Regions from separate parts of the Homo sapiens genome. Here region 2 is linked to region 1. Evidence: chromatin loops called from intact Hi-C (ENCODE). Cell type or tissue: heart right ventricle. All regions are shown on one strand. Each heading gives the region's core, and the rest is flanking DNA. Links, peaks and the distances in the headings are about the cores only. Region 1 overlaps LDLRAD4 (low density lipoprotein receptor class A domain containing 4). Region 2 overlaps LDLRAD4 (low density lipoprotein receptor class A domain containing 4).

The links. Peaks named below come from ENCODE experiments on the same cell type or tissue, not always from the same donor. Only the 100,000 strongest peaks of a DNase experiment are listed, where the experiment ranks them.
Region 2: it touches region 1 in a loop (2.4-fold over the local background); 6 of 110 quality-filtered maps call a loop at or near these places.

The regions. Positions count from the first base shown.
Region 1 is chr18:13,513,170-13,527,794 of GRCh38, forward strand. All of the region lies in intron 4 of LDLRAD4 (low density lipoprotein receptor class A domain containing 4), which reads left to right. Among named protein-coding and RNA genes, the nearest start is that of LDLRAD4-AS3, 49 kb to the left of the region's middle. RefSeq lists a silencer at 25-134. In heart right ventricle, for the core only: no CTCF peak of the experiment used is centred there; DNase peaks (open chromatin) are centred at 4,272 and 7,342; H3K27ac peaks cover 960 bases.
Region 2 is chr18:13,256,430-13,271,054 of GRCh38, forward strand. The region is part of intron 1 of LDLRAD4 (low density lipoprotein receptor class A domain containing 4); the gene reads left to right. Among named protein-coding and RNA genes, the nearest start is that of C18orf15, 24 kb to the left of the region's middle. RefSeq lists enhancers at 6,253-7,191, 9,482-10,044 and a silencer at 11,941-12,235. In heart right ventricle, for the core only: no CTCF peak of the experiment used is centred there; DNase peaks (open chromatin) are centred at 7,872, 8,774, 9,294 and 10,272; H3K27ac peaks cover 3,976 bases.

The sequences.
Region 1 (14,625 bases), core at 4,169-12,168:
TCTGGGTGGCACTTGCCCCGGGGTCACAGAGCTGCCCTGACAGGTGACAGAGCCTGGCCAGCCCTCACTGTAATACACTCTGCACCCTTCCTGTCTCCAGGCTTACAGACAGCCTAGTAACGGTTTCTGTAATCTGAGCTGTCTGCTGCTTCAGAACACATTTAGAGATCAGTAAGCAAGTCACATTTTCCGTGTTAACCACTGTGGGCTAAACACAAGATGTTTTTGTGGGTGGGCAACTTTGTGTCTCCATGGACATTTTTTGGCCATACTTATATAGTTAAGAAGTTATTAAATTACATGTGTTTTTCCCTTCTTTTGTTAGGGAAAATGCAAACTTCAGGAGCTTCAGATCTTCTTCTTGGGGATCCCGTGGGGAGCTGGATCCTCAGATATTTAGGAGCGGACAGGTCCTCACAGGCTTCCACCTTCATCGTCTTCATCAGTCTCCGTTTATTGTGAGCTTTCAGAGCTTATGCTGAATTTTCTTGCTATGTTCAAATCACCAGGGCCCCAAGCCTTGGACCTATGTTGGGCTTTGATTTCATGAGAGCGTGTTAGAGGTTACTCATGGAACACCTGTCAGGCCAAGGTAAAAGTGTATAAGGTGGGTCCTACCCTGGCACACTTAGCCTGTCTTTTTAAGCTTGAAACATTTAAAAGTATTTAGAGATCTTGTTGATGAAGACTCTGATTCAAAGTCAGAACTTGGAGAAATTCAGATAGACATCCTGAGAATTTTCAGCAGAAAGTAATATAGGCTTTTTCAGCTAGAAGGGCCATAGCTCACCATTGTGGATCAATTCAGGGAACTGGGGTGCTGGAGAAAGCATGATCCATACAGTCCCAACAGACTTTTGCCTCTTGCCAGGAAGTTGGAGAGATTGGAGATTATTGTTGTTGTATTTCATGTGTACTTTGTCGTATATGTTAACTCTTGTACTAACTTCTAGTAAACTGTATATAGGTCTCATTCCATAATAGGGGCCCACCCATTTTCAAAGAATCCATAATAACTCGTGGAGGGCTGAAGTCCTGGGTTGTATCCTGACTCTCTCTGTGAACTGTGACCTTGGAAGAGTAAACCGTTTCTTTAAACCTCAGTTTCCTCCTCTCTACAATGAGATAATAAACCAATTTCACATAATTACTGTGGGAATTAGATGAATACAAATAAATCACCTAGCACAGTGTCTAGCATATAATAAATATACAACAGATATCGATTCCATTTATAAAGCTTCCTTCCTCCATTTATAAAGCTAAGAGTTAAATAACCCATTCTCGTATAATTGACCATGGATATCCGAGTCAGGTGGGCCTCGCTGACAGGTGAGCCAGGATTCTAGGGCCAAATAGAGACAGACGAGGTAATGGGAAAGGCTGACATCATAGGCCGTGGTAGCCCTCTCTGGGGACTACTTGTTAACACTGTCTTAAGACTATTTAAATTCCATATTTGTGTCTATGTGTATATTTATTTAAAGAAGCCGTGGGTTCGCTTGGTCTTGTAACTTCCACCTTGGACAGCTGTGTCTCTGAGCTAATCCCAGGATCACAGGCTTAATGCAATGCAGCTTGATGAGCTAAGCTCATGCAGAAGCCCTGGTGAAACCCAGGCTGGTGTTGCTGCCCAGCCTCTGCAAACATCCTGGTGCACAGGTGAGAGTTGTAGGTTCAACGTCTCTGCTCAAACCCACCCTACACTATTTGTAGGTGAGCAAGCCATTGACAGAGGCTCTTTCAAGCCCTGGACTGTAACATCTCTCCATGCTTTCACTGAAAGGCATGTTTGCCCACCCCCACCCCCACATTACCACTGTGGGCAAAGCATGGAAGGTATTTAGGTGGGTGGGCAACTTTTTTTCTTTGTGGACATTTTGCTATATTTAAATGGTTGTGAAGTAACTGAATTACATAACTGTTAAAGGGTCAGCCTTTAGAGAAGACAAATGTAAGCGGTGGAGCATATGGTCTCGATAGGCTTGGGTTCTGTTCGTCTCCCGAATAGGCCTTCCTTGTGCACAACACTGGCGTGCATTCTTTCTTCTGCCTGCCTCTGTTATTACATTGGTTTTAAAGAAACCAAAATCCTTGGTGAGCTGCCTGTAGGCATGAGGGAAGGAAGGATGAGTATTTCTGACTTTGCTTTTTGAAAAGCTTCCAAATGTGGAGCAAAGAACAGGAGACAAACAAGGAGTGGTGGTGGTTCTTGCATGTCACTTTGAATGTAACTTTGAAGCCAGGTTGTCCTAGATGGCTTATGGTTATAGGACAGTTGTCTTAAAAAACAAAAACTAAAACTACAGCACATAGACACCAACACAGATGAGCAAATGCTAAATTGTCATGTAATGCAAGTGACTGATCAGATGTATAGCACTGGTGAAAGGTTCCTGCTGTTTTGCCAGCCTCTTGAAGGAATCTCAGTAGACTTACAAATTCACGTTTATGTTTCATCATTTAACAATGGTTCTTTATTTTACCTTTTTAAGGACCTAATAAATAAGTCAGACAATGACACAAGATTTGGAGAGCTGAAACATTTCTAAATTATATTACGATCACTACTGCTTGAGGTATTTATTTGCATTTTATGGGGAATTTCTTAAGCAACCTGAAATTTTTTGTTTTGTTTCGTTTCATTTTGTTTTGAGTCAGTGTCTTTCTTTGTCGCCCAGGCTGGAGTGCAACCTGGAGTGCCACAATTATAGCTGACTGCAGCTTTGAATTCCTGGGCTCAAGGGATCCTCCCACCTCAGCTTCCCAAGTAGCTGCGACTACAGGCACATGCCACCATGCTTGGCTAATTAAAAATTTTTTTTTGTAGAGACGGGACCTTACCATGTTGCTCAGACTGGTCTTGAACTCCTGGCCTCAAGTGATCCACCCACCTTGGCCTCCCAAAGCACTGGGATTACAGGCCTGAGCCATTGCACTCGGCCTAAGCTGAAATGTTTTGGTTCCTAAAAGTGTCCATGTGTAAGAAAAAAGAACTGTAGGTCTTTGGACCATATCAAGGTTTTATTTACATATCCCCCTCTTCCCTACACCCAAAATTGAATGTAGAAAAAGTGAGGGTGTTGCAAATACAAGTGACAGTAACAAACTTCGAATGAGGTTGAACCTTTACAGCAGCAGTGAAGCCATGAACGATCTCTTCCGGGTGTCCTAGAGGAGCCCTCGTGCCTTACAGGAAGTTCTAGCCCTGTGCAGCCAACACACACCTGTATTTGTTCAGATGTCACCTTGGTGGCACAGTACAGATCCAGGGGACACCTGTGCCTCTGAGGCCGTCGGGGAGGGTGTGCTGTGGAGAGACCTGAGGACTCTGGTAGCGCCCTCCTTCACAAATGTGTGTACATCGTGTGGCTCTTTATTGCTAGGGTGGCATTTGAAATTTCGTTTATTTCTAAAAACCAACAGAGCGGCACTTCAAGTGGACACTATTTTTGATTCAGGGATCAGTGTCTGAGAGCATCAGTGTATTTCAATCCTAAAAAGTTTTATAAATTCTGTATAAGGTCATATAAAGGTGTTTAGGTTTGTTACCCTGGATAATGGCGATTCATTTGGAGAAGAAGCCTTTCACGATGCTTCCTGACGGCACCTTCTTTGAAGGAGAGTGGCCTTATATCAGCCTGTGTTCCTTAGGCAGCTGGCATCCCTTCATTTCATTTTGTTCCTTTATTTATTTTGAGACAGGGTCTTGCTCTGTTCCCCAGGCTGGAGTGCAGTGGCACAATCCTAGATCACTGCAGCCTCGAACTCCTAACCTCAAGTGATCTTTCCGCCTCAGCTTCTCGAATATCTGGGACTACAGGCACATGCTGCCACACCCGGCTAATTGTTTGATTTTTCTGCAGAGACAGAGTCTGGCTGTGTTGCCTAGGTTGGCCTTGAACTCCTGGACTCAAGCGATCCTCCCGCCTTGGCCTCCCAAAGTGCCAGGATTACAGATGTGAGCCACTGCACCTGGCCTGGCATCTCTTTTAAAAATGGCTTATTAAATATTGAGTTGATATAAGCAAATATGTATAACCTATGTGTGAGGTATTAAGAATCATCAATTCCAGTGGATGCTTATGTCCCCACTACCCAGTTCCAGCAGAAGAATGTTCCTGTCATCTTCCACTTCCCTTACACAGACACATCTTCTTTCTCTAACTGGATGACTCCCCATGTGGGACAACTGCCTGCACGATACACATGAGTAATGATGTGGTTTTCCCTCCACAAGGTCCCGAGGAACCAGAGGTAGCTCCGTTTTGGAAAGAGCTTCCTGGTTGCCCATGGGTTATGAAGTCTGCTGGTGAGGCTTCCTTAGATGTCTGAATGTCTCTGGTGGCCATCTGTAAGATGCAGTCAGTCACTGTGTTCAGGGAGGGCGGCCCGTGGATGCCTGGCTTCCACACAAGCAGTGTGGTCCTGGAGGCACACGTGGGGTTCCTGGAAGGAGTGCAGTTTGCAGTTGTTGAAGCCCCACAGGTGGGAGAATATTTCGCTCTAGCTACCTCTAGGTCTTTATATGACATACTGTTCTTATAATATGTCTGGACATGACTTTCTTTTTTTTTGTTTGTTTTTGAGATGGAGTCTCGCTCTGTCGCCCAGGCTGGAGTGCAGTGGTGCGATCTCAGCTCACTGCAAGCTCTGCCTCCCGGGCTCATGCCATTCTCCTGCCTCAGCCTCCCTAGTAGCTGGGACTACAGGCGCCCGCCACCACGCCTGGCTAATTTTTTATATTTTTGGTAGAGATGGGGTTTCGCTGTGTTAGGATGGTCTCGATCTCCTGACCTTGTGATCTGCCCGCCTCGGCCTCCCAAAGTGCTGGGATTATAGGCGTGAGCCACCGCGCCCGGCCATGACTTTCTTTTCTTTTCTTTTTGTCCTGTTTGTTATTTTGTGAGATTCCTAGTCTGTGGATTGGTGTCTTTCAGCAGTTCTGGAAAACTCGCAGATTTTCAAGATCTCCTCAAACATTGCCTCCGTCTTGGTCTCATTATCCTCCTCTTGTGATGAGTTGTGGGTTAGAGCTTCCCACTCTGTCCTCTGCACTCCTTCTCTCTCTTCTGTATTTCCCATCTTTCTGCTTTTACATCCTGGGTAACTTCCTACAGTCATTAGTTCACTCCTCAGCTGTGTCTCGTGTTACTAGACCCATCCAGTAGGTTTGTGTTTCTTGTATTATATTCTTCATTCCAGAAGCTGTATCTGTTCTTTTCAAATGGGATTGTCATTTTAAAAAGTCGTCTTTCTCCTTATACAAAGTTCCCAATGTCTTCTTTTCTTTTTAAGCTATTAAACATACTTAATTTTACCCACTCTATCTGGTATTTCCCACATCTGAAGTCTTTGCAAGTCTCATTAAACTTCCCGTGTTTATGCTGGATCTCACTCATGGTGCTTTGTTTCTTGTTTGTTTTGTGATTTTCGTTTTTTAAAAGTGAGCTTATAATTCTTAGAAGTACATCTATGGAAACTCTTGGCCTAGGTTGAAGGTGGGTTTCTCCAGGGGGTCCATGAATTTATACCCACCAGATGTCTTGGAAACATCCCCAGCTTTGACTATTTTCTATTACTGGCTTCGGTGTTTTTGACTCACCCAGAGAGTATGATTTTAGTTTATAAACCTCCTTATGGGCAGACTTATGGTTACACATTCTCATGGGTGGAGATAGTTGTTCCCATCCTTTCAAGACTAGTCATTTTCCTTGCAGGCCGCTAGGGTAGGAAGGGTCTCGGGGATGAATTTATTCCTAGTTCACCATTCTACGGAGGATATAATTTTGTGAAGACTCAGCTTTCTTCAGCAGCAGTGTTCGTTGTGGGAGCCCCGCAGTGGAAATGCCCTAGGCTTTGTCTCCCGTCTGCTAGCTGCAAGAGTGCATTAAAATGGAAGCTCAAATTCATTGCTTTGGCAAATACTTTCGAAGTGGAAACCTTGAGTGCTGAATGAACTCTCTAAGTTCCTGCTTTCCTTAGCTCATGGGCTCCAAGTATTGCTTACTTTTTCTTACTGTCATTTTAAAGATTACTTTATCCAGCACTTTAGTTGTTTCCAGCAGACGGTTCCTCTGGGGATCTCACTCACTGTTGCCAGACATGAAACTCACTCACCATCCTTCTAGTTCCAGAAACATGTGGCATCAACCTACGTGGCTCTCCCTGGTGTTCCGGAGGGAGCCGGGGAGCTGGGGTCAGCTCTTTCCCTGTCTGCCTTGGGTTTCCCTTCTTTCATTGATTTCCTCAAGGGGATGCTTACCTTTTCTAAAAAGACTTGACAACTTCCAAAGGTTAGCAGAAATGGGCCAGGCGCAGTGACTCATGCCTGTAATCCTAGCATTTTGGAAGGCCGAGGCGGGCAGATTGCCTAAGCTCAGGAGTTCGAGACCAGCCTGGGCAACATGGTGAAACCCCGGCCCTATTAAAAAAATGCAAAAAAATTATCAGGGTGTGGTGGCATGCACCTGTAGTCTCAGCTACTCGGGAGGCCAAGGCAGGAGAATTGCTTAAACCCAGGAGGTGGAGGTTGCAGTGAGCCGAAGTCACACCACTGCACTTCCAGCCTGGGTGACAGAAGGAGACTGTGTCTCTAAAAAACAAAAAAGTGGAAATGAAATTTTCCACCATACCTCATGTTATCTCAGGTAAATACCCAAAAAGTGCTGGTTTACCAGCTCATATTGATTTTTCATTTTCATGAGCTTCAAATTTTCTGAGGATATTTTATAACTAAGTCCTGTTGCCTCAAGTCTATGCTGTTAAGTACAAAAGCTTAAAGTTTAAAACATACTTGGAATTTGCTACGTAAAATATGCACTAGCTACAGGTGCATTTAGGTAATGAATACACATGAAAAAGAGGGTAGACCTGTGTGTGCCCTTGAGAACAAGGAATTTTCTCAACCATAAGAATCCTCTATAGACCCTATAATTTGCCAGTTCTTTTTTATCACACACTTGTTAGGGGATTGGGCAATGAAATGTTGCTGGTAATTCTTCAGAAGAATTCATGGGGATGAGTCGAATTTTCACCGTTTAGTTGGAGGCAGCTTCCCAAGTCTGCTAAAGCCTGTCTTCAGCTTCCCCTGAAAGTTGGCCCTGTTGGCATCCTCTGATCGAGAGGAGGGAGAACCTTGAATAGTAGCAGTGGGGTATAGAATAACCATCACCCTAGACTCTAGGGTGATTCTTCCTAAATTGTACTTTACATATCTTTAGTGCTCTGTTTGCTGAGATATTAATAGATGTCTCTTGACAAAGGAAGTGACATATTCAGACAGAGCGGGAGGACATCGTGTACACGGCCCAGCTGCCTGGAATGTCCACATAGGAAGTGCTCGGGGCAGCTGTTCTTTAGGATGGGAGACTCAGAGGGAACAACTTAAAAATACCCGCAGGCTGGGAACAGTGTCTCACACCTATCATTCCAGCACTTTGGGAGGCCAAGATGGGAGGGTCTCTTGAGCCCAGGAGTTCAAGACAAGCCTGGGCAACATAGGGAGACCTCGTCTCTACTAAAAATTAAAAAATTAGCTGGGCATGGTGGCAGGTGTCTGTGGTCCTACCTACTCAGGAGGCTGAGGCAGGAGGATCACCTGAGCCTGAGAGTTAGGGGCTGCAGTGAGCCCTGATTGTGCCACTGCACTTCAGCCTGGGCATCAGAGCGAGACTGTCTGAAAAAAAAAAAGCCCTCACATTCACTTGAGATTAAGAAGACAGGACAGGAAAGTCTTTGTCAGAGAATGCAAGGGATGTTGCTGTTGGAGAATACATCCCCACCCTCGGCACCTCTTGGACAGGCCACTGGAATTCGTCTTCCTGAAGACTCGCCATTGGAGGTAGCCTAGTGAATGCCTTGCAGAGTCAGAAAGCCCGTTAGACTTTGCTTAATGAGTCAGTCTCCCTACTGTTGTAGCCTTGGAGTCCTTTTTGTTTTTAGAAAAAGACCCATTAGCAGCTTGCAGAACACATATGTCCCATGAAGGGCAGTTTGGGAGAGGCTGACCCAACCGACTCTTGATCGCTGGCACTCGTGCAGCCTGGCTTTGCAAGCTATGAGGACCTGAACACTTGGGAATTGTTCTGTGTCTTAACCATGAATATTTGTTTGCAAAATTTGGTTGAGAAGATTAATTACCTTCTTGTTAAGCATATTTACATGATTAGACTATTTTGTGATTTGCTACAGGTGTAAAAATCAGCCTGTTGTGGAAGATCTGGAGTCATTAGGAGCTTTTGCACTTGCTCTCATTAGAGATGGGATAGAGCAAAACAAACCAGGAGAGTTGAAAGTATGACAGATTGCCTTATTAATGTCCTCTCTGAGTACCTGTGCTGGATGGATTGCCAGTGGAATAACTTGGGAGGTGGTACAAACCCACAAGATGACAGTCATCCTCTGTCATTGCTCTCTTTTGTGATATGAGTGGCGTGAGGAGGAAGAAGGGAGCAGTTGCTGCATTTGATTTGGAAACTGAAGTTGTCACGGGGTCTGTTCCATGAGCACGTGACGAGGAGTCATCTGAGCTTTCTCTCAGCCATGTTGGTGACCTGCTCTGTTTTGGCATACAAAAATTATCTTAAATATGGGCACTCTTGTAAGATGAGAATGAGATATATGGAAAAATAAGGAAATTATACAAAGAGTAATAGACATTACTGGCACTGTAATTTGAAATCTAGTAGCCGTCTCTGTTTTCTCTAAGGCTGGTGAGTAATCAGCTCCAAGACTTGGTTTTGTCTCCATGGCAAGTGGCTGAACATGCAGTGCCCTGGTCTCCTGTCTGCAGGTGGGCTAAGGACACTAGTGCTTACTTTGCAGGGTTATGGTGAAGTAATTCACGTGAAGCTCTTAGTTAACAAATGCTACTTGTTGAACATGTTTGTTTTTATCATTTTTTTCCCCTAAAGCAGTATTTTGAAAACTGGAAAATATTTCCCATCTGTTTCTTTTGTTTAAGGTGATAAATGCTGTGGCATTCCATTGCCTTGCTTTTTAGCAGTGGCTGGCCAGGCTGACTTCTTGCTCTCTGGACAAGCTGCATAATTCTCTATTAGCCTGTAGCCTTGCTGTTTTCTAGAACCAAAGGACCTCTCCTCCTGCTATCCAGGCAGACCCTTGAAAGTGGAACATTATACATGATTCTAGAAAATCTCCTACAACAGACCTTTTTTTGTTTTTTGTTTTTTTAATATTTGTGTAGCATTGCACTGTACCCTCATCGTATAATGTTGCTTAAGAGCATGCCTTTTACATATCTTTCCCCTGCAGGTCCTTGGAAGGGCTAGTCTGCATATCTCGTATCTGCACTGAGTGGTCCTAAGGGGTTGTTTGTTTGTTTAAACTGCAAATGTGATCTGTTTTCAGAGATGTGACTGACTTGCTGGGCTTCATGTCCTGGAACATGGCACCTGCTTGAAATCCTCAACAGTCTTTGTCCTGTGTCATCCAGGTAGAAGCTTACATGCTACAAAAAAAGGACTAGAATGATATGGCATCAGACACAAAAGCCATATCTGGAATGTTTAGCTCTGTCTTTTTTATCTAAGCCGAATGTGTTTTCTACTCTTTTAAATGAACCTAACACTTAAAAACCCAGCAGTAAATCCTAGGGTGTTTTGGGGCTTGGGGGGGGATTTTAGTCAGAAATTCATTGTCAGCTTTTTGCAAATATTTGATAGTGTTATCTTAAATGTATGTACGAAGTTTGTAAAGGTGCGTTTGATGCATTTACGAGGTGCTGAGAGTGGATGCTCCCACCTGTCATTCCAGCCTCACATCCCCACCTTCCCGGCTCTGTCCTTTAGCCCAGATCCAGCTGCCCAGGAGCAGGAACGCTGTGCCCCCGGCAACATTCTAGATAGCCTGTGCCCGTGGAGGTCCCAGTGTCCACAGCAGTCTCCTCTTGGTGCCCCCACTGTGTGCGAGGCAGACTCTGAGACCATCCCCAAGACCCCCACCCCAAGATGTGCACACCCTGGGTGGTCTCCTTTCCTGGGTGGGGTCAGATGGGTATCCTCACATTAGGGCAAATTCAGTGACCTAGGTGAAGGGATTTGGTAGATGTAATTGACATCCCCGATCAATTCATGAGAATGGAGATTGTCCTGGGTGGGCCTGGTCTAATCAGGTGAGTCTTTAGGGGGGACATGCAGCAGTCTCAGACACCCTCCTGCTGGCCATGAAGAAATGAGCCACACTGTTGGGAGGGGAGTGGGCCACATGGCAAGGAAACAGTGACCCCAGCCCTGCAATAGCAAGGGACTGAATTCTGCTGACGGTACAGGCGAATGCTGAAGAGGACCCCAGGCCTGGGATGAGAGTGCAGCCCGCCTTGATCCCAGCCTCAGGAGAGCCTGACCCAGGCTGACGGCTCAGTATTGTTCTGAGCTTCTGGATTGTTGAAGTCTGCTGGGCTGTGGTGGAACGTAGTCTCCTGGGCTCTTCAGAGCCACTGGCCAGAGCGTCTCCCCATTTCCTTGCTGTGTACCATGCAGTTGCCTCCCTGGCCACTCCCCCTGGTATCTGGATGATGTCTGCCACAGACCTTTTCTATGGGGACCCCTTTGCCTTTCCAGGTGGGCCATTTGGGAAGGATTTGGACCGACCCCAGTGGGCTCTCCCTGGTGACACGAACCTTTTGCTGTGGCTGACTCTAAGGTTAAGGTGGTCCCAGCCCCACCCTTTGCAGCAGGAGACAGCCCATCTCTCTGGGTCTCTAGCATTCCTGGGTGAGGATCAGGCCACAGTCCATGAGCCTCCCTGCCTTGTTAGGAGCTTCTTGGCTGGTGAACCTCTCTCTGCCTTGGCCTGGACACAGGAGGGGGACCATTCACTCTGTCCCTGGAGAGGGGTCCTAGCGTGATCCTCGGCACAGATGCCTCAGAAGAGCTTCTCTTCACAAAGGCATCTTTAGCTGTCAGCACCTCGGTCTTCCAGGTCGGGACCCCCGACTTCCCTTGTAACTGAGAGGAGCCTCAGAGCACCAGGGAAGCCCCTTCTGAATCAGGACCGGGCCCTGCTGCATGATAGAGAAGAACCAAAGGGTCTTGGGTTGGTTTTTATTTTACACTTTACTTTGAAAAAACACACGTGATCAGCACCCTCACTTTGATGTGTTATATTGACTGTATCTTGATGCTTCCTTTGAAACTTAAAATTACACATTCTGTTACACCTGTTTAATTTTTTCTAAAGAAAAATGCAGGTTTTTTATGCTTAATAAAATGAAGTTAGTTGAGTAGATCAAATATCTTCACCTGGGGCTTTGAAAAAAAATTTAAGCAGAGTGGTTAGTCTGTTATCTGGGAACAGAGTTTGAAGGAAGGCCCTAAGTTACCTGGTCACCTTATTACTAAGAAGGAAAGTTACTGTCTGTATCAGGTAGTGCCTCAGTAACGCCGTGTAACAAACCACTTCCAAGCTCAGTGGCTTCAAACAATAACCATTTATTATGAATAGCTCACTAAACATCACTTTCACCTATCTTTGCTCCAAAACCTGCTCATTCCAGCAAAAGCCGAGACAACCAGATCATATGGAATGAACTGTGCGTATTTCAGCTCCCTGCAAAGGAGATGTGGCTTCATGCAGGGTCCCCAGAATGGAAGCCTTGCGTTTTTCTCCACATCAGAACTAAGCCTACGATTTTATCCTGAGCTTCTGAAGCTTTAAGAGTGACTTGATCTTCTTGATCTTAAAAAGAATTAAAATGCCAACTAAGTTGGCGTGTGTCACTCTCCATCTCGCCCCAGTTCTAAATTAAGGCTGCCCTAGTTAAAGCTGCTTATATCTTCACTGTGCCTGAGTGTTAGAAGAGCTTAATTACAATCCCTGCAATTGGTTTGGGAGTGTGCGTGCGCCTTTGCATGGATGTGTGCGTGCTTGCGGGCAGGCACAGACACACGCGTACTCAGGTCTAGGTGCAAGGACTAAATTCATCTGGATACGGTGCTTTGTGATGAAGTGGGAGTGGCGTGGGAGCTGGCAGACCTGTGTGTTGAGCCCTGACTGTCCCACATCTGATTATTTTGACCTTCAGCAAATGACTTAATGTCCAAGAGCTTGGGTGTCCCTATTTGTAAAATAGAGACACTGACCTTAAGCTCTCTGTTTTTCTGGGAGAACGAAGAGCATAGACCAGCACCTGGCACACAGTGAGCATCATCCCCACGCCCTGAGTCCATTCTGCAAATCTCACATTTAAACACGCTAAAGTCAACCTCTGCCTTTCAGACCACAGAGCTGCTTCCAGATCCTGGCCATCCTGGACACCTGGAGAACTACCAGTCGGGATCTGCAGGAAAACGTGGGCATTCCCATAAACGTCATTCGTTTTGCAGAAATCTGACCAATGTCACTGGAAGTTGATGGGCGTGCTTCAGGGGGCTGAAATCCTGTTTCAAATCTGTGTTGTGTCTGGGAAGGTCTTGGCATCTGCCGGGGTGACCCACAAAAGGCCCAGCCTCACTGGGCTTGAGGAGGCCCTGGAAGCAGAACATGAGCAGGAGAGCAGAGCTGGGTGGGAACCAGAACTCCCGCTTGCCTGCGCCTGGGTCCCAGGGAGAGTGGCACCTGTAAGTGGAAAACTAAAGCCCTTACTTAGCAGACTATGAGACGTGCTGTGCCCACTCTAGGGGGCGGAATGACCAGGAGGAACGGTTCTTCTCCCACCTGTACTCTGGGCCATGTACCCCAGCGGGGCCTCACCACCCCCTTTATCACTCTTCTCCAAAGGATATCTTGCGCCCTCCTGTGTGTCTATGTGAGGTTTCTCTCTGCATGCAGATTTAGAGCAGCTTTTTCTATTTCAGAATACTTTTTAGGTATTAATCATGCTTGAAATCTCATGGACTCAGTCGCGATTTGGGAATTTTATTATATTTTATTTTGGGGGGAAGGGAGCTAATTTCCTGTGGGAATTTTATGGCACTGTTATAAGCAAACACTCCCATAGGATGGATATGGGATATATCCTCTGTGCATTTTCATTTCCCATCGCAAGTTAGGTGGACAGCATCTCCCAAGCCTTCAGGATTTCCGCAGGAGCCTACTAGGCCCTCCTCTTGTCAATGAGCCTGGAGTGACTCCTTGCACTGCATGTGGTGGGAAAAATATCCCCGGATAAGCTGGGGCATGTCATAAAGTGTGTGGAAGGGATTTTTATAATATTGGAAAACATATAATGCACTCTGAACAGCTTTAAATGTGTGAGAAGAGAAAAAGAGATGTGTCTGTAAGAGGGGAAATGAAGTTAGCTCCAAAAACAAAGCCAGAAGTATAAAAAAGCAATTAAAAAGTCTCTCACATTTTTGCATTTTCTGTATCATGAGATCACTTGTGATTGAGCCATACTTTTTAAATAATGGGCAACATTTTCTCCATTGTCTTGCTTGAGCATTAACTACCATTTCTGTGTTACTCTTGTGAGGTTATTTTTGGTGTGATTTGATCCTAGTCAGAGCAAAAATAAAATGTCAGTTCTACAATGATGTACTCTATAATGTAGAAAGCACTTGCCATGTGTCATCGTTTCATCTTTATCGCATCCTCGAAGGTGTTTTTCCATTTATATGTGGGTGAGCTGGGCCTCAAAGAGGACAGGAGATTTGCTTAGGGATGTAAGGCTGAGAAACAGCAGACACGGTGTGAACTAAGGCTTCTGAGTGCTGGTCCAAAGTCCTCCCCTCCTCTCCTCCTCTCTTCCCCTTCTCTTCCTCCCTTCCTCCTTCCCTCACTTCCTTCCCTGAGTGGTGTCCTGGCCCCTTTTCTGGTTACTGTCTGTCTCATGAATATAGATGATCTGGATGGGTGTATAGAATGCATGGGACTGTTATGTTTGTGCTGCAGGATGAAAAGCACCCCTGTCATTTGCAGCTGCCCTTGGCAGAGAACGTTGGGCAGTGATGCTGACTGGGCTGGAACCTCATGTCCTGGTGCAGGTTCCCTGTAAGACACCATTAAGTTTCGTGCTTTTACTCAGCTCATTGGAGAAGGCTGTGAGGCAGAGAAGCCAAATAAGTGAATTTAATGGTGCTCAGAAAATACCAGTTCTACAGACACTTCATGACAACCGTCACAGATCAGCCTTAGAGAGTCGTGCATGGGAAGATGTCTTAATATTGCTGACAGGGTTGTCGCTTGGCATATGCCCTTGTCCTTGAATGAAGCATGAACTGTGCCTTGTATAGGAGGCGGGCCTCCAGGCTGACACTTGGGTTTGCTGGCCTTCTGGAGACCGGGCCCTTATGGTGCTGGCCTGGGCCGAGGGAGCCTGTTGCACACACAGCTTTTCCAGAAGACCTTGTTCTTCCCACCTCTTCTCAATCCTCGCCAAAGACCTAGCTCCAGGCTGACCCAATGTGAGCCTCTCCCCAGCCTGCAGTCCCTCACCCGCGGGCTTTCTGGCTTCTCACCTTGTTCTGCTCACCGGCCCCTCTAGGAAATTTGTTAGGACTCGGCCACATGCATGGCTACTTGGAAGAGGCAGAAGAGAGAGCTCCGCTGGAGGGAGAAACGAGGCAGAGTGTGAGAGCAAAGGAGGGGAAGTAGAATGGCCCAAGCAGTCCTACATGGTCTAAATTGGTGGGTGAAAGGAATGAGAAGGACCTGGGGACCTGC
Region 2 (14,625 bases), core at 2,941-10,940, 260 kb before region 1:
CCATCCCCCCATCAAAATCTGCCTTTTAACAAGATCCAAGGGGATTCTTGTGCACCTTAAAGTTTGGGAAATACTGAGTTAGGACAGTTTTAAAACATTCTGAGGACTTCTTGCTTCGAGATCAGTATTGTATTAGGGCAGCTGGGTTTAAATCCCAGGAATGCCAGCAGGTGTGTAGGACTGGTGTGAACAGTGCTGAGTACTTGGGTCAGGTTACAGATCGACCCCACTAGCATCCAGCAATCTGGCACCCCATGGATGTTTCCATAGAGAGCCCTTTGAAAACGAGAGCCCTGGTAAGCTGGTGTGTGTGCTGGCATGGAAGAGAGAGCCTCTCTTTCCTAAGGAAGGCGTCAAAAGCAGGGGTTAGGTGAATGGAGGGAGCCCAGGCACGTCAGTGCCCAGTGTGGCAGGTGTGTGTGCCGGGGAAGGAAACCTGTGTTGTTGGAACGAAGTTGCCATTTGGCGGAATTTGGTGCACTTACTTGGAAAATATTGCCCAAAGAACTCAGAACTGTCTGTTTTCTTTTCCTTAAACATTTCTCTTGTCAGAGTGATGAGAAAATTGCCTATGTGGGAACTTGAGAAGTGCAAATTTGTTAATACTTCCTTTGACAATGGTTTGTATTCAGAGCTGTTTATGAGCTGTCACAAATCATTTCCAGTTAAAACGTTTCTGCCATGGAGTCATGCCGCGCTGGAGGGTCCGGCGGGACAGACGTGCACAGCCTCGCGGCCCTGGCTCAGAAAGGCCTGAACCCATGTGCCGTGGGTCTGGTTTTTAAGCTGGTGAATTGAATCGTGGAGAATAAAAATGACCTGGTTTCTGTGGAAACCTCTGCTTTGAAAATGTTCTTCCTTTTAATGATCTTCAGAAGCCCAGTGTCAAGGCCTGAGTGTGAGATTTCGCCATTCTTTTGATGGCTGGGACAGAGCAGAATTCAGTGCCAGTCCTTTCGTTCTGTAATGATGATGTTTGTGAGACTTGGGGATGACACTTTTGGCTCATCCCTGGTAGGACGTGGACATGCGGTTGCTTTTCCATGAGCAGGGATGGGTTTCCCTGACCCACTGCCCTGCCCCATCCATGCTGTGCTCATGGGCAGGCGTGTGTGGGGTGGCAGCCTGGGCTTCAGAGTCCGGCCTGCAGCCTGGATGTGAGACACTGAGTGATCATATAGGGGATGATTTTATAGGTCTGGATGCTTTATAGCAGTGGCTCTCACCTGGGGGTGACTTTGTTCCCCAGAGGCCATTTGACAATGTCTGGAGACATTTTTGGTTGTCACAAGTGGGAGGTGGGAGGTGCTCCTAGCATCTAGTGGGGAGAGACCAGGGATGCTGTTAGACTGCCCACAGTCCACGGGACAGCCTCATCACAAGGGTTTGTCCAACCCAATGTGTCTGTCGTGCCCAGGTTGAGAAACCTGCTTTAACAGTAGTGGTAGTTTGGATAGATGGATAATGGTAAAGATGAGAAAAGGATACAATGGGGCTGGGTGCAGTGGCTTAGGCCTGTAATGCCAGGCTGAGGCAGAAGGATCGCTTGAGCCGAGGAATTGGAGGCTGTGATCATACCACTGCACTTCAGCCTGGGCAACAGAGCAAAACCCTATCTTAAAAGAAAGAAAGAAAGAAAAAAGCATACAATGGCCAGATAGTGGTTGAAAACATGTTAGATCTCCAATATCTGGTTCCATTTCTTTTTGTTTTTCATTTATTTACTTAGTATTCAGAAAAGAAATTTCACTGTCCAAAATCCATTTTTTCCCAACCAAGACAGTTGAAAATTCCTAAATTCTAAATAATCAGACACCTTCAGTAGGTACGCTTACTTTTCTTCCATGCTTCCGTAGTATTTTGCTTAACAGAGAATGTTAGGGTTTTCTTTTTGAAGCTCCTAGTTTGTCTTAATGAGTTAATTCTACGAAATCCTTTTTTTTTTTCTTTTGTTAGCATTAACATGGAATCTGCTAATGAATGGCCACTAGGGACGATGGTGAAAACACTTGAAATGAGATGCCTCTATTTGAATATTTTATGGTCATGGAATTGGCTATTTATTTTATTTTTGCTTTTATGATTTCAAAATTCAGATTTCTTTGAGCAAATGTTTAGAGATGACAAGAGGGAAACTCAGGGATGGAATAATCTATTGAGTGTGAACCAAAGATTACATTCTTTTTCAGAATTGTCCTTCCTTCCTTTTTACTGGGTCCCATAAAAGGTTTTATGATCTGATTGTACCTTATTGATATTTGCCAATTGATAAATTTCTTGTTCATTAATTCAGTATTTAGGTCAATGATGTTTCTTCCTGGCTTAGTATGAAGTTTAGCCTTTCATGATACATATTTCCTCTTTCTTTAGCTAGATTACCAATAATGTTCAAATGGGGCAGGGGAAGGATTACACCAGAAAAACTAGCCTTTTACCTCTGTGAAAAGGTGCCTCCCAGAAGCACCATCTAAAAGCAGGTCATGATTTTAATCCAGAATGGCCAAGTGCTGCTGCTGTGTACAACTTCCGACCAGCATGATGCTGGACAGCAGGTCTCTAGGTGGGTTCATTGAGTATTTAGGTCAATGATCTTGTTGTGCTCCATTCGGGATGACTGAGTATTCCTGAAACAAATGCTATTTCTGGCTGCTGCCATTCCCGCAGAGCACTTGTGCAAGTTCATAAGACTTCCTAAGTGAAAGGGGAATTTGCATAGTTTGTGGATTCCTTCCTTCCTTCGTCCTCCTCTCCCCTCCCCTCTCCTCCTCTCCCTCCTTCCTGCTCTATTGCCCAGGCTGGAGTGCAGTAGCGTGATCATAGCTCACTGCAGCCTCATACTCCACAAGTGTATCCTCCCGCCTTAGTCTCCTGAGTCACTGGGACTACAGACACACACCACCATGCCTGGCTAATTTTTTTATTTTTTGGTAAAGACAGGGTCTCACTGTGTTGTCCAGGCTGGTCTCAAACTCCTGGGCTGAAATGATTCTCTTGCCTCAGCCTCTGAAAGTGCTGGGATTATAGGCGTGAGCTGCTGAACCCAGCCCTCCTAATTTCTGATTGATTTTTGAGTAAGATGAGTTTTAGTGCTAAAACATCCCACGTCGGTAGCTCTTAGAGAAGTACTTAGTGAAAGAAACCACATGCCTTCAAATGCTCATATATATGTATGTAAAGCATACATTGGTATGTGGTTTTGGTTCATTTTCTTCCACTTGTTTCTTTCTCCTGTTTTCTGATTCTCCCCTATAATCCATCCCTCCCTCCCTCCCTCCCTCCATTTGTGCTGCTCACAAACTCAAGGGGCATCACTTACATGGGATAATTTGCCTTTACAGCCACCCACGGCTGCTTTGAGAAAGGAAGTGTTCCCATCACCTGTTTTCCTTTGCTTGGCTGTACCTGTAATGACTGAGCCCCACTGGGTGCGCAGGGCAAGACCAGCCTTCGTGTCTCTTGGCCCAATGGAGGCCCCAGGAGGGGAACGTGTGGTTTGGAGAAGCCGCTTCTTGCACCACTGCTCCTGTAACTGACCTTGGGCTGTGTGGTCTGTCCAGCCTCGGTTCCCTGTCTTTAAGATGCATGTAACAGGACCTCTCGGATTTCTTGGGAGGCATTGGGTGGAATATAGCAGGTAGATTTTGTAGGATAGTAGGTGCTAAGTTCAGGTCAGTTACTTCCCCTTAAATAGAGAAGACTCTAAGTGACATTTGGATAATCTCCTGAGAGCACACTGTAACTTCTATTGGAGGTCATTGCCTTGACCTCCTTATGCCCAGGGGCAGCTGAGTGCCCACTTGCCAAGGTGTGAGCAATGCGCCCTGTTCTGCTGTGAGCCTTCTTGGGACCCTGCATAGAGCCTGTTCCCTTCCACTCACTGCTGGCTGGTGTCTGTGGAACAGCCTTCCCTGGCCTTTTGGCGGCCCTGTCAGGGTCTGGAAATCTGGCTTTGTCTCAGAAATCTGGCTGCGGAAGATTTTCCTTTGTGTACTGTCATAAATGCCTTAAATGTATTAGGGTGCTTTGCAAATCTTTCTCTAATCCGTTTTGACAAATAGCTGAGTAGTATTGGTTTTATGTGAACTTGGCAAAATTTGCTCCCGTTCAGGGTGACTGGGGCATGTGACAATTAGTGGGAGGTGGCAGGATTCTTGAGTGTAGCATTTCTCTGACTCAGCCGACTATTTCCTTTTTCCTGTTGCTTTATTATTTATTGTTGCTATTCTTTCTGCCACCCTCTCCCTCCCTCCTTACAGATGTCTGTCTTTCCAGGACTGTCCTTGTATTTTTTTATCTTCTCTCGCATAGACATCTATGGCAGGTCCATCCTTGAATACCCACTGTTCCTTCCGGTGACTACCATGGTGTGGCAGCTCTAAGGGCAGGGAGCTCATCTCTGCTGAATGCAGCCCATTTTGTGGATGCCATGGCACCTAGAAACCAACTGGATGCAGTTGAATGTGCCTCCCTATGGCCTCCCTGGGCTGGGATTCAGAGCAGGGCTCACTTTTCTTCCATTTGTTGGGACTAATGTGTCTGAAGACACTGCCGGTGCCCCACCTGGTTCCCTCTTTTCCAGGTCAGGCAGCCCAGCTTGCTTTCCCCATCCCTCCTCTAATGCGTTCACAGCCCCCTCATTCCTCTCCTAGGTGATGGTGCTGTGGGCTTTCAGAGCTCAGCTACGATGGACTGTGTCTTAGCACAACAGGCGTGAGGAACTGATGAGGGCATTGGGAACGGTGAGGTGCTGGGGCACATTAGTCCTGGCTCCAGGGAATAGCAGAACTCTGCCCCTAACATTCCATTTACTGGTGGAAAAATAGACCAGCGGGTTCTTGCTGTTCTACTTGCTAGATGATAGATTTTCTTCATCTTGTTTACAAGAAAGAATGTGGTTTCTTAGCCAAGGACTTGATTTCTGGTTCCTGGTGAACAGTTTTCAGAGCACTCTGAGCCTCTTCATTTGTAGAAAGGGAACTTTGAGAAAATGCCCAGCACAGTGCCTGCCTGGGACAGAGCGATTTCAGCAAATGTTTACAGAAATCCCAGTTTAGTTCAAGTTGTGAGCTGAGAATCCTTGCTGTTGGTTTTAGGTTTCCAGCCTCAGGCCTTCAGAACCTTTGGGGGTTGTATCCCTAACCTCAGCCGTACCCTAGAGGCCAGGTCAGCAGAGTGAGTGATAAGCGCACTCGTTCCATCAACCGTGCGGTTAGAAACGTAGAGGTTGTCATTAGAAAGTGCAGTCTTTCTATCCTACTTTTGAATTTCAGGGAGGAGCTTCAGGATTTGTAAAGACTTCATCTATATTGAAGACTGCCCAAGAGTTATGGCTTACCCGGCTGCAGGCAGCATGCCACCTGTATGCAGTACCTGTGCTGTGTCTAAGGAGGAAGGGCGACTTGGTGGTGGGGGCGGGGGAGAGGCAGGACTGCGAGTGCCACCAGAGCTTGAGAGAGCAAAGAGGAACAGAGGAGATGGGGGTGGAGCTGTGCAGAGCAGGGCACATGTGCGGCTCTGTGTGTAGAAAATGAGTCCCGTGTGGCTCTGTGTGTGGAAACTGAGTCCCGTGGGGCTCTGTGCGTGGGGGCTGAGTCCCGTGTGGCTCTGTGCATGGAAACTGAGTCCCGTGCGGCTCTGTGCGTGGAAACTGAGTCCCGTGTGGCTCTGTGTGTGGAAACTGAGTCCCGTGCAGCTCTGTGCGTGGAAACTGAGTCCCGTGCGGCTCTGTGCGTGGGGGCTGAGTCCCGTGTGGCCCTGTGCATGGAAACTGAGTCCCGTGTGGCTCTGTGTGCCTGGGGGATGAGTCCTGTGTGGCTCTGTGTGTGTGGAAACTGAGTCCCGTGTGGCCCTGTGCGTGGAAACTGAGTCCCGTGTGGCTCTGTGTGTGTGGAAACTGAGTCCCGTGCGGCTCTGTGCGTGGGGGCTGAGTCCCGTGCGGCCCTGTGCGTGGAAACTGAGTCCCGTGTGGCTCTGTGCGTGGGGGCTGAGTCCCGTGTGGCCCTGTGCGTGGAAACTGAGTCCCGTGCGGCTCTGTGCGTGGGGGCTGAGTCCCGTGCGGCCCTGTGCGTGGAAACTGAGTCCCGTGCGGCCCTGTGCGTGGAAACTGAGTCCCGTGCGGCTCTGTGCGTGGAAACTGAGTCCCGTGCGGCTCCGTGCGTTGGGGCTGAGTCCCGTGCGGCCCTGTGCGTGGAAACTGAGTCCCGTGCGGCTCCGTGCGTTGGGGCTGAGTCCCGTGCGGCCCTGTGCGTGGAAACTGAGTCCCGTGCGGCCCTGTGTGTGGAAACTGAGTCCCGTGCGGCTCCGTGCGTTGGGGCTGAGTCCCGTGCGGCCCTGTGCGTGGGGGCTGAGTCCCGTGCGGCTCTGTGCGTGGAAACTGAGTCCCGTGCGGCTCCGTGCGTTGGGGCTGAGTCCCGTGCGGCTCCGTGCGTTGGGGCTGAGTCCCGTGCGGCCCTGTGCGTGGGGGCTGAGTCCCGTGCGGCCCTGTGCGTGGGGGCTGAGTCCCGTGCGGCCCTGTGCGTGGGGGCTGAGTCCCGTGCGGCTCTGTTTGTGGGGGTTGAGTCCCGTGCGGCTCCGTGCGTGGGGGCTGAGTCCCGTGCGGCTCTGTGTGCGTGGGGGCCGAGTCCCGTGCGGCTCTGTGTGCGTGGGGGCCGAGTCCCACGCTGCTCTGTTTGCGTGGAAACTGAGTCCTGTGCGGCTCTGTGCGTGGGGGCTGAGTCCCGTGTGGCTCTGTGTGCGTGGGGGCTGAGTCCCTTGTGGCTCCGTGCGTGGAAACTGAGTCCCGTGTGGCTCTGTGCGTGGGGGCTGAGTCCCGTGCGGCTCTGCGTGGAAACCGAATCCCATGCGGCTCTGTGTGTGGGGGCTGAGGCTGAGTCCCATGCGGCTCTGTGTGTGGAAACTGAGTCCCCTGTGGCTCTGTGTGTGGAGACTGCATCCTGTGCGACTCTATGTGTGGGGCTGAGTCCTGTGTGCCAGTCTTCCCATTGCCATCTCAGGGATCCTCAGGGCAGCCTGGTGAGGACAGTGAGGGCACGGGATTGCAGCTAACACACAGAGCTGTGCAGTGAGGCAGGCAGGAGCTTGCTTGGGAGAGAGGCAGGGGAGTCGAGGGGCACCTGGCACCTTATCTGGGCCAGCTGGCCTGGGTTCGAGTCCCAGCTCTGCCCATTGGCAGCCATGTGACCTTGGATGCTTCACTCAACCCTCCTGTGCCCGAATTTCTCCATCGATAAAAGGAAGATGTTGGTAATCGTATTACCCACCTCATGGGTTCTTATAAAGATGGAAAGAATAAGAATCAATCATGTTCCGAGCTTGAGACACAGCTGGCTGATTTTAAGTGTATGTTATGGTTAAAGTGAGGGAGTCGAGCTTGGACTGTGGACCACCTGACTGCATTGCTGTCCCTCTAAAGGTCATGATTGGGTGGTAACTGAACTTCAGCTTCTCCTGGATTCATAATCTTATTTCATTTCATAAAGTACAATCATACAGTCAACATGACTTTAGAATATTGGAGGAAACTTTCTATGTTCCTCAAGTACCATTTAATTAAAGAAAAAAAAAAGAATTTTGGATGAAACTAATATAACCCTGGGGTGGGCAAGTCTGTTGGGGGCATGGGAGGGGCTATGATGGAGCAGGGCAGGACACGACCCGGCCCTGTCCCCTCTGGTGGATTGGGCCCCACCTGTCCCTTTCCAGGCCCAGAGTTGAGCAGTTGGTTGAGTGGGTGGGTGGGTACCGTTTGAAAGAGCGAGTGGGGGCTGGTTGCGGGATGGACCTGAGTGGCTAGGATGGGTCCTTTGAGGAGGTGGCCCTGCCAGGCGGCTGCTTTACGTCAACGGCCAGTGAAGCTGGGGCTGCAGACCTGGAGGGCTTCCCAGCCCCGCCCCCGAGTTATCCTCAGAGCAGGCCTTGCTGCTCTTTCCAAAGGGTGTCTGCAGACCGTTAGACAGTTGCTTGGCCAATGTTCAACAGTGTGCAGGAAAATGCTTAGAAAGCCAGGAACGAATGGTTTCTGAAGTATTCACCATCATTCAATTCCACAGTGTCCCTTTATGAGTTTAGCTAATGGGGAGTTGACTTCTCTGTGTAGATATTCTGAGCCCGATTGCTTAGGTGATGGCATTCTTGGCAGGGAAGCCGCTAGCCTGTTTTTCGGAGTAGATGTTGTCCTGTGCTTCCTTCCCATGTGGGACTGCCATGCAGGTTGAAGACGGTTTTGTGCTTTTCTCTGCAAATGGCTGTTCTTTGGACTGTGTGAGGTGATTCTGCGTAGCCTCTCCCTTCTTCCAGGATTCTGAATCTGGATTGATTTTGTTGATGAAGCTTTCTGAGATGCATTGCTGAAAAGAGTAGTTGAAGAATGTGTCTGGAGAAAGCATATGGGTGCATTTCACAACTGTGCTGTTTCATAAAAGCGTTTCAAGTACAGTCTTCCCGAACCTGGAGGATTCGCAACTGGCCTATAAACAGACTCCAGTATTTCAAGGTTGAGGAAGACGTTGGCAAATTGATCTGTAAAATTATATAAGAGCTCTCTCTTTTCTTTTACCTGAGTTAAAGCTGAGTTGCCCAAGCCAGAACCTGGTGCTGTTCTGACCCCCTCCTGGCTCCCTGATCCATCCACTGTGTCGCCAAGGCCTGTGATTCTACCTTCTAAGTGTTTTCCACATGGCTCCTTTCCTCCCGCTGTGGTCACTGCCTTCAATTCTCAACATTTCTTGCCTGGACTTTTGCAACAGCCTCTGAACAGACTGCCCTGCCTCCAGCCTCTGCCGTCTCTCCCCTCCTCATATCCTTCCCTGCGCCTTCCAAACTCCTGGTCTAGGACCTCGTTCTGAGAACCGCCTTACCACCTAGTGGCAGGGCTGACCTGTCACTGCGTAGCTTTGAAGGTCAACGCCAAACTTACCTGTGTGGCCTGGACGGGGTCTCTGTCTCCAGCCCCCATTTCACTCAGTTCCTCCGGGGACACTCGAAGCCCTCCCCCTTCCCACTGTGCTGCCTGGAGCATGGCTTTCTCTGTCCTGCAGCACAAATGTCAGCTGCCCAGGTGAGCCCTTTTCTGGGCTCATCGCAATTTGTCAAAACGTGTGACAGGGATGAATAGCTCCATGCACCCAGGAGCAAGGCGTGCCACATCTCTTCATTTTTCTTGAGAAATAAATCTCCTTTGATCCCTGACTCACTGAGAAAGATGGGGTGGCTGATATCAGTCATCTGGGGACTGTCCTCCCCAGGCACGTTTCCGAGGACTTGTCACTCAGTCACACCTGGCCCCACTCCCCAGGGCTTCGTTGGCCATGGGTCCTGCTTGCCTGGTGCTGAGATCTTCTTCAAGGTCTGCTGAAGTCATCTCCTGTTGGGGTGGCCCTGGGACTCCACTCTGCTGCACACAGCTCAGGCCTCCAGGGGTCTTCCTCAGCCCCCTCCTCACTACTCCTGAGGTCTTTGCCCTCCCCTGGGTGGGTCCCTCTTCTCCTCCCACCCCTGAGCACTCAGCCTCCTCCTCACCCCCACGTGGATCTGCTCGATCTAGGTTTAGAGCTCTGGTTTTAAGCATCGATATGTTTAAGCATTATCTGGGGAGCTTGTTAAAAATACGGATTCCTGGACTCCACCCCAAGAGATTCTGACTCAGAAGCTTAGATGATGCCTGGCAGTGAACGTGTGTTTTAGCAAGAATGGCGGGCTCCTTGACACGGTTGTTCTGTAGTTTGGACAGTGAGTAGCACTCGCCCAGACCTTAAAAACAAAGGCTTTTTCGGGGCTTGTTTTTAGGGCTCCCCCGACTTCTTCCTGTGGACCCAGGAACACAGAAGATCATTTTGCTACAGAGTCCGCATAAGCCCTCTGCCCTCCAGCCCTGCATTCACAGCTAGCCTGGGAGCTCCTCGAGGGCAGGGCGTGGCTTCATTCCTCCTGCACAACTCCTGGTACCTCGCACTGGGTCCGTGGCCAGATGTGGGCAGGAGCAGTCTCGGGGACAACAGACACAGCCCGCTGAGGAAGGCACCCAACCCTGGGCTTGGCTTTCCTTTCCTTTCTGGCATGGGGCTCAGGTGTCCAGAGGCGGGAGGATTCCGAGGGTCTCTGGTGGCTGCCTTCTCCAGATTTGGGCTTGGACTGGGCACAGCTGGGAATCAGTTATGTTTTGTTTTGTTTTGAATTGGCATAGTGACCGTCTTAGGCAGAAGGCAGGCTGCCGCAGGGCCTCCACGCTCAGGCGCTGCCTGGCGATGGCTTCTCCGTGGAGGAGAGGGAACTGCTCTGAAGCAAGCCCAGCACCGCAGTCCTGGCCAGACCCGTGGGCAGATCCCTGGAGTCCTGTCCCCACACTACCCTTGGAGCTGCCTTCCGAGTGTAAGTTACAGTTTCAGTCACAGCCTCAGAGGTGGCAAGTCACTGACTAGGAAGAGAGTTGAAATGAACAGAATTCTGAGTAAGAGTAATACTAAGAGTTACAATTTTATGTTCCAGTGAGGTAGAAAATCTTTTACGTCGACTGAAGGCTAGATCTCCTTTCATGTGGAATCTCTTTGTGAAAGAACAGCATTTTCTGAGTTCACGCCTAGGTCTTGGTTAGAATCAACAGGGTAATGGTGGCAAGGGAGAGGTTTGTGAAAATATTCTCAGACTGCACTTGTGAATTATGAATGCGACTGCTAACATTGCTTTAGCAGTTCAGTGACACCTATCTTTGCAAAATGTACTTTCACTTGTAAGGGCCAAATAATTCTAATAGAAACATTTTTTGGTATGTAATTATGTAGATGTAGAGTGATACACTTTTTTTTTGCTGTGCACTTAAAAATTATCAAAGTAATGTTTGGAACGTCTGGAAACTCTACTTCTGATCACTGGTCAGTTTCACGCGTGTGTGTGTCTGTGTTGTATTGTTTTTAGTGTGTGCACACAGGCCTGCAGCCTTAGCAGTTACTGGAAGAGTGGTCTATCTCATTTATTTTAAAACCAGCATCACCCGTTCCACCTGTCACATGTGGTGGTGGAATTTGAGAAGAACGGGGACAGTTTGATCAGGATAGTGAAGCTGCCCAGGGGCATAGCCTGTGAATGCTAATTCACTTTCTGTAAACAACCTCTGCAGTGTTTGGTGTTTGCATGTATGAGATCAGCCGTCAGTTTTCGCTCAGATCCAGCTCCTGCTGCTGTCTAACTGAGATGAGCAAGCCTCACTTCAGACGTCGTGTGTAACCCAGCTACTTCATTTGTTCATTCTCATCTTTTGCTTTTCTGGAAGGTTTCAGCCAGAGGCTGGGGCCCCGCATTCTGGCTGGCTGATTGGAAATCACGCACATGTAAGGATTGTCCAGCAGCTTTCCTGGGGCCCCTGGTGACAGCTTGCATGCCATGAGAACTGGCACAGACTGTGAGTCACCCACTGTCCTTCCTGAGCTTTGACTTAAGGTAACATGGGCAGACCAATGCATTGTTTCTTTTTCTTTTAAAACAATTTTTTAGAGATGAGGCTTCACTATGTTGCCCAGGCTAGACTTGAACTCCTCACTTCAAGCGATCCTCCCACCTCCCCTCTGTAGTAGCTGGGACGACAACTACTACCCCCAGTGCACCTGGCTTGACACATTCTTTTTAGTCTTTTGAAACTCTTGTACTTTCCAAGATGTGCCTGGAGAGATATTTTCCTCTTAAGTTTAAGACTATAGTTTTCTACTGATTTCCTTTGTTTTCCTGTCCCAGGGCAGAATATTTTGTTCCTGTCGATGGACTGCAGATGGTGCCCACTCCGCCTCCCCTGCCAGTCTGTCCTGGACTCTCTATCCGTTTTCCTTAGTCTCAGTTCCTCCTTTACCCTCCTCCCCCCTCGGCTTGACTCTTCTCCCTGCTTCCCTCCCCTGTTGGGATTCTGGCCTAGTGGGAGATGGTTTCATCTGAGCATCTGAAAATATGGGGCTTCTTGGTCTTTATATGCACATCTGAGCATGCTACTGAAGGCAGAGGAAGGGAGATCTCTTAGGGAGTCAGCACATGCAAAATGCTGTGCCTTCAGACTGCCTCTGCTACCTCTTACAAGGAGCCTCACACCGCAGGCTGCCCTTTAGCTGTTCCCTTGGAATGCAGCCTTGTTAAGTCACTGCCAGCGTTTCCCCTCTTGGCGTCCCTTTCTCTTACCTAAGTTGTTAACTCCAGACTTCGCTGCTTTCTTAAAGGCTAAAGTAATGGGCAGAGTAAAACCCTGAAATGTTTAGAAGCTATGCAGTATTATATTGTAAACCTGTAAAAATTCTTAACAAAGTTAGTGGCTTGGAAAGATTTTCATGAGAACTTCAGCTAAAAGGCAGTAAAGTAAATGCCTTAAAATAACTAAACTTTGGCTTATAACAAGGCCATTGTTTGGCAGTGTCCACTTTTTAAAGACTTTCCAGAACTTGGAGGAGGAAATGATCCTGAGACAAAGTAGTGATTTAAAAAATGAAGACAGTAAATTAACATTGACATTATTCGCCAACAATTGATTTCTTGTCTTCCAACTTTTTACCCTGCATTCTGAATAAATTGGACCATGTGAGGAACTAGAAGATTAACTTTAGGGTTTTTGTTTGATTGAAATTGGTTTTGCAGAAGTGGAAATTTGGCAGCATGTATGGAAACCAGTAAATCAGTTTACAGTGTTCTGTGCTTCTTAGTTTATGAAACCCACAAGAATGAGGAAAGGCTGCATGTCTTTGAATGCGAGAGGGCTGAACTAATGTAGGGTTTGCCTTTTCTGGAAGTTTATTTTTACCCTTATTAATTTAGTAGCTTGTAGAGCAGCATGTCCAAACTTTAACTAGTTAATAGTGGCTCCCAAGCTGAGCAAGATTTCAATGCCAATGGTTATTTTTCAGTGGTCTCATAGAGAAAATACTGGGAAATATTCTAAGAATGGTGTAAAATGAAGAGGAACTTGGTAATTTTTTAAAACACTGGCTCAATGAAATGTAAGCAGCTGGCTTACACACAGTGACAATCTTTACAATCAGATATTGTGCTCTGAACTAGTGCTCTGATGAGGTAGTAGAAGCATGTCTCTATTTTCAATTAAAATGATCCGTTAATGTGGGAATATTTGGAGCATCTGTGTCTTTTCAAATGAACCGGGGTAGATGATCTTTTTTTTTTTTTCCTGAGGGGAAGCCCATTTGCGTGGTGGCTTCTGCTGGTAGCATCCGTGCCTGTTTCCCAGCCTGCTGGGGCCCTAGCGAGCTGTCCGACGTCATGTGCTCACACTTGGAGTCAGTCTGAGTCGGCAGTGTGGGAGTTCCTTCCAGAGAGATGTGTTCTTTTCATCTTGAATGGTTCATAGGTTTCTGCAGCAGGCATGGTCTCATTCTCAAACTCAGTGTCCTCACAGCCTTCTTCGACCCCTTCCTCCTGGTATCCCCTTGGATGTTCTGTCCTCCATCCTCCCATGTGGCCCTGTCCGTCACCTGACATCCATGTTAACATGCTTATGGGTATCACTCGAATAGCTGCCTTCACAGCAGGCTCTTGCTGCTGTGGATTTGAACAAGTATTTGTAGAGGAGTCAAGGCAGGCTACCTTGATCTGCAAACACACCAGGGCTGTCTAGAGCCGTGTCACTGGACCGCTGTGCTGGTGTCTCCTGGGGGCTTGCTAGAAATGTGGAGGCTGGGCATGGTGGCTCACATCTGACATCTTAGCACTTTGAGAGGCCAAGGTGGGATGATCTCTTGATCCCAGGAGTTTGAGACCAGGCTGGGCAACACAGCAAGATCCTGATTGTACAAAAATTTTAAAAATTAGCTGGGCCTGGTGGCGTGCCTACCTGTGATCACAGCTGCATGGGAGGCTGAGGTGGGAGGATCACTTGCACCCAGGAAGCAGAGCCTGCTATGAGCTGTGATGGCTTCACTGTAATCTAGCCTGGGTGACTCTGTCTCTTAAAAAAAAAAAAAGAAAAGGAAAAAAAGAAAAGGAAATGTAGAACCTTGGGGCTCACTACAGATGTGTAGAGTCTGAATTGGCCGGGTCGAGAGGGCAAAGTATGCTCGTTCCAGGCCTATTTGCATTACCGCGTACAAGTGTATCACAGCACTGGAAGCCAAGGCAAAGGTACTTTAGCAGTAGAATGTGTTTTCATTAAGTTATTTCAGAGTACTGGATCCAGGACTTTATTTGCAAAGTTTATGCGTAGATGATACAGATGGGGTGAGTTCTGTTTGGCTAGAGCGGAATGCAGTTAGCTGCTTTCTGCTTTCTGGACCCTGCATGGTTGTGCTGCGAGGGATCCTTCCTCAGGGCGTCGGCAGGTTCCACTGGGAGGCTAGAACTCTGCAGGAGCGGAGACCACAGCCAGCACTAAAGAAGTGATCTCTGACAGAAGGGAAGAGAAAATGTATTTCAAATAATGAGACTAAGTATTGTTTTTAGAAATTAAAAAGTTATACATGTGATATGTATGTGTGTGTGTATTTAAATACCACAACCCAGAGTGTGTTTGTGTACATATGTATTTGGATATTATCTGTGTATATATGCATACATGTGTACATATTGCATTTGAAATGTGTGAAAGTACACAGTGACTACTACTATGGGGGATTTACAGAGGAAAGATCAAACATAGTTTAATGGAGGAGA